2 separate regions of the Homo sapiens genome follow, and region 1 is linked to region 2. The links are chromatin loops, found by intact Hi-C in ENCODE. Cell type or tissue: MCF 10A. All regions are shown on one strand. Region 1 overlaps CADM3 (cell adhesion molecule 3). Region 2 overlaps LOC101928264 (a long non-coding RNA gene).

Region 1 (2,500 bases), 580 kb after region 2:
CACTGAAGCTTGGCCTTGGTCAAAGATCATTGCTTTAATGCCTCTCCTTCCTTCCCTCCCTCCCTCCATTTCTTCCTTCCTTCCTTCCTTCCTTCCTCCCTCCCTCCGCCTCTTCTTTTCCTTCCTTCTTCCTGCCTCTCTTCCTTCTTTCCTCTCTCCTCCTGCCCTGTTTCCTTCTTTCTTTTCTCCCTCTTTTTCTTTTTAATTTCTGGGTTATCAGAGTGTTCCTTCTCTGTCCCCATTCCCTCTTACCCTCCTGTCTGCTTGATATTCTGAGCCAGCTCCCCTAGCTCTAAGGGCCTTCTCAGCCTATTCACCCACTGCCCTAAGATCAGATAGGGAAGGAACAGTAAAACCTGATAGAGCCAAGAATTAGGCACTTTGACAGCACCTTACGAAAGATGATAGATGTAAGGGGCCACAATCTATCATCTATGTAAAGAACACTGTTCCTTTGTGGCAGGTGAGTTTAGTGTTCCAGTGAAACCCCAAGCCTCTAGTCTTTCCCAAGGAGGAGGCCTGGGACTCCGTCTTCACTTTGCCACCCTCAAAGTGTTTGTGCAAAGGAAAAGATGCTTTCTCTCATGCTAGTGGATGTCTCTGCCACTGAATATATAGCATCTGTCCTCCATGGCAACCTAGGTAGAGGATTGGCAACCTATGTAGAGGATTGACAACCTGTATAGAGGATCAACAGCACAGACTGGGCCGGGTGTGGCAAAGACATCAGCAGCCACAGCCAGAGTCCCAAATATCTGAGGACTCGCACGGGCCCAGCACACGGTTCTGATGTAGCCATAGACATAACTCTCCCACCCATGGGAGAGCTGCTGTTTTCCATGGACTCAGCTTGAGTCTTAATGCCTCATTGACTCCTTACATATTTTGTCTTTCCTACCTTATGTCTCCTCAGGCTTGGCTGGGCCCGCGTTTCAGTTCCTTGCCTGTCTACACCTTATTTGAAAAGAAAACATTTGTGTTCTGGTTTTTTATGCCCTGCTTGGGAGGAAGGGAGAGGATGAGTCCAGGAAATCTATGATATGATTGGGGTGGAGGTGATGGTGTAACTTGGAGGAAGCAGAGTGAGTTACCTGCTGTCTCTCTCTCAGGGAGTATGCGAGACAGTCCACATGGAAAATCAATCCTGGATACTTATTCCACAGGCTATGGAAATGGCAGTTCCTTAGAAAAGCACAGGTTTCCATGGCCAAACGACCTCTGGGGTCATCAATTACAGGCCCCTGTCTCTAGGTAGAACTGCATTTAATTTCGTTCCAGTCCCGCCCACTTAAGGATATTCCTGGAAGAAGATGCAGTAGCTCCTTCTACCACCAGGCGTCAGCACTGGAAACAGACGCAGTCCAACAGGACTCCCTCTGCCTGGCTGTTGAGCACAAAGCAGAGGGGAGATCAGCAAGATACCAACCACAAGGGCACAAGAACTTTCTCTCACTGCCAATCATCATCAGATTGGTCTGGAGAGATCTGGGGGCAGAGACCGGAGCTCAGTGCATTGTCCTTGCTCTTGGCATCCTACAATAGCCTTGTTGTGCTGAGGCAGCTCCCACATGCTGAGGTCTGCCCCTGGAGTGGGAATCACCCATCCAGACATTCTGATCCCAAGAACTCAGACCTCTTATCGCTGGGAGGCCTGGCTCTTATCCCCTCAACTGTTTTAATGAGTGTCTCAAGTAAGGGAGCCTCTGATGTTTCCCCGACAATGCATTTCCCCTATTCTGAGAAAAGATAAGACTTTCTGGCGGGACCCACAGCCATTGGGATCTTCAAAAAAATCGCCCGTCAACTCTCCATAAAGGGGCCTCTGTGTCACCCTGTCACTACTCCTGAAGCTGGGTTTTGTGGTCACAGCTTTGAGAAGAACTTCAGAGAAGGAGCATCACCTGGTCCTTCTAGAAGATATGGCATCTGAGAAAAGATTCTGTCTCTTGGCATAGTACAAGCTTCTCTCTATTTTCTGTCCAGACCCAGTACACTGTGCTTAAGGTGGGCAGAAAAAAAAATGACAGCAGTTGCATGCACCCAATACCTAGTCTTAGGAGAAGCAACTCTGAGAAGAGCCAGTTAGAGAAGGAAATGCACCTGCGCCTGCACTTGAGAGGCTTTGGGGCCTCTGCACACAGAATTATTGTTCTTGTTGTCAGACAAGTGCAGGGGATGGAAGATGGTGTCACCCAGGCCACCACTACCAAAGAAAGGCAGATGAGAGCCCACCCTTCTAATGTTTTTTCACTAAGCGGCCATTACACATTCTAGAGTGGACCTGGGACCTAAGCCCTCAGGGACCCCAGTGGTGGGCTGGTTTTCCTTTACTCCACTCCCCGTCACAGTTTGGGGATGTTATCAGGAAGCATTTTAAAAAAGGGAATAAGATGGACAGAGAAAGGAGATTCTGGAGGAAGAGAACTGAGGAGGGCTTACCATTAACATTGAGGGTGTAGTAGGCCTTGTAGCTGCCCATGTTGCTGGTGGCTGTGCAGCC
Region 2 (2,500 bases):
CCAGCTGATAAGAATGTTTTGACTTAGTTCTTGTTCATATTGAGGCCCCAGTCCCCTGTTTGGCTTGATGCTAGTGGCAATTAGGGGTGCAATTGGAGTCAGAGAATTTCTTCCTCCAGGTAGGTCCCTGTGTTCCACCAATGCAAAGGATTGCTTGGGTTCAGGTTCCTGTGGCCCTTGGACTACAGTCAGAATTCTCAGTGTCCTCAGTGTTCTGATTTTTTAATGTCTAAACACACTTCACACCTAAGATCTGATAATCTGGAAACTGAACCTAAGAAGAAATGGTATGGCAGCTAGCTTCCAAGATGGTACCCAATGAGCCATTTCATGCCTGTGTAGTGCTTTTCCACATTGATAGGGCTGATTTTTGCAACCAGTAAGATATTGTGTAACTGGTGGTGTGTGACTTCCTAGGCTGCATCATGAAATACTTAATTTTTGCCTTGTTCTGTCTTGGAAAGAAGGCCTGCCATGGGAAGCTTTGGGAAGAAGCCAGCTGCCATGTTGTGAGAACTCTCAAGCAGCTGTGTGGAGAGATCCATGTGGTGAGGAACTGAAGCCTCCTACCCACCATCAAGTCAGTGGCTCACTACTGTTGCAGTGAATTCTCCAGCCCATGAAGACTTTAGATGATTTACCCAACATCTTGATTATAGCCTCATGGATTCCCTGAGCCAGAACAACCCAGCTAAGCCTCTCCTGAATTCCTTACCTACAGAAACTGTGAGATAATAAATATTTATTCTTTTAAGCCATCAAATTTTGGGTAATTTATTATGCAGTAATATGTAACTAATATAGATAAAAATATTCAGTTTGAAGGAAAGAAGAAAAATAACTTACAATAAACTCAAGAAATAAAATAAAATTAAAACAAAGGTTAATTCAAAAAGAAAGAATTATACTGTAAGCAGTTGTGGTCTAAGTGTGTGTATGCAGGAATGTTGTGATAGATCAATGCAAATTTTCCATATTTGGAGAACCATGCTGTCTGTGGGGGAACCAACCAGAGTAGTCTGGGCATGAGTTTTGTGTGTGTGTGGTGTTGGAGGTATAGGTTGCTGTGGTATTTGTATGGTTAGAGATGATATACAAATTATTTAATGATTGGTCATGGCACAAGAAACAAGCAATTAAAATGGAACCTCTACCAGAACCATTACCTGCAAACAAACAGTGAAGCTACCCTGGTGTCAGTTGGATGTGTGTCAGCTTTGGGTGTAGAGGCGCTGAAATGGTCTGGGGTGTGGTCAGATTACCTTGGACATTTTAATATAGGTCTTTCCACAAGATGGCACTGATAGCTTTTCCTTGTTTCTCTTTTTTTTGTCTTGTTGAAAAATTTGTGATTCGTATACTGTTGCAGAACATACCATAACTGAAATCTCCCAATTTACTAGTTGATTTCTTGTACTTTTGACAAGTCAATTGCCTTTATGGCATTTAAAATTATGGTGTTTTTTTCTTTTTTTTTAGATCATCCCAGGAGCACATTAAAAGTTTAAGTTGGGGTGTTGGGAATGCTGCCTCACATCAGATGCTATCATCATGGGAGCTGGAGATGGGGAGGGAGGTGGGGACTAGGCTTTGGTTTTTGAAAAGCCATTCAACAAAGGCAGGTGAGAGTGGAATCAAGAGGGAGCATTCAGTTAGGGAAGAGGCACTTCTGTGATCAAAACCATGTTGGTGGACTCTCTCACTTCTTCTGTTTACGCTGCCTCGAGCCTCAGCTGAGCCATAGCCTGGCTGGCACTTTGATATCAGCCTGAGGAGACCCTGAGCTTAGGTTCAGCTAACCTGTGGCCAACTTCTGACCTACAGAACTGACATCATAAATGGTGTTTCTTTAGCCATTATGTTTGTGGCAATTTGTTATGCAGCAATAGAAAACCAATATAGTTGCCTTTATTTACTTTATTTTCTTATCTTTAATATGCTCATCACAGCACTAAACCTTTGGAGTTTCTAAACTGGTGTATTGCTTTTTTTCTTTCCCCTTTGTTTTAAGTTTTTCGGTCTCTAAAACTATAGGCCGCATAGGTTCATTTTCCAGTGTAGATGCAACAAATATGATGAACCAATGGAACTCACAAACTGTCAGCATCTGGTTTCGTTTTGGCACCTTCTAAACTCCTGGCTGCTCCCTCCACCACCTTTAGACCAGTGCTTCTCAAGGTGTGATCCACAGTTGATGTCACATGGGAGCCTGTGATAGATGCGGAATCTCAGGCCCCCCGACCTGTGAGATCCTCAGGTGGCTCATAAGCACACCTATGACTAAGAAGCCCTGGTGTAAGACTTGTTTGTCCTGCAGCTCTGTTTTTCCTTTGGTCATCGGCAGCATCCAGAAAGTGGTCTGGTCACAGAGGTAGTGAGTTGATCTCCAGGTGTCTCTTCTCTGGAGCTGAGAAGTTTTAGCTGAGCAGGGATATGGGTGGAGGAGCTGATCAGCAGAGGGAGAGGCCTCAAAGGGGCCTAACTGGCCTGGGTGAAAACT

Evidence for each region. Hi-C counts contacts between places; a loop is a spot of excess contacts. Peaks named below come from ENCODE experiments on the same cell type or tissue, not always from the same donor. Only the 100,000 strongest peaks of a DNase experiment are listed, where the experiment ranks them.
Region 1: it touches region 2 in a loop (9-fold over the local background); 3 of 110 quality-filtered maps call a loop at or near these places.

The regions. Positions count from the first base shown.
Region 1 is chr1:159,197,000-159,199,499 of GRCh38, reverse strand. It overlaps CADM3 (cell adhesion molecule 3), which reads right to left. Exons shown (of 9, transcript NM_001127173.3): 7 at 2,440-2,500. It overlaps CADM3-AS1 (CADM3 antisense RNA 1), which reads left to right. Exons shown (of 4, transcript NR_037870.1): 4 at 1,279-2,500. Among named protein-coding and RNA genes, the nearest start is that of CADM3-AS1, 4.2 kb to the left of the region's middle. In MCF 10A, a CTCF peak has its summit at 1,341 (motif pointing right); a DNase peak (open chromatin) is centred at 1,359.
Region 2 is chr1:159,774,720-159,777,219 of GRCh38, reverse strand. It overlaps LOC101928264 (a long non-coding RNA gene), which reads left to right. Exons shown (of 3, transcript XR_922193.3): 3 at 465-763. Among named protein-coding and RNA genes, the nearest start is that of DUSP23, 5.0 kb to the left of the region's middle. In MCF 10A, a CTCF peak has its summit at 1,285 (motif pointing right); a DNase peak (open chromatin) is centred at 1,269.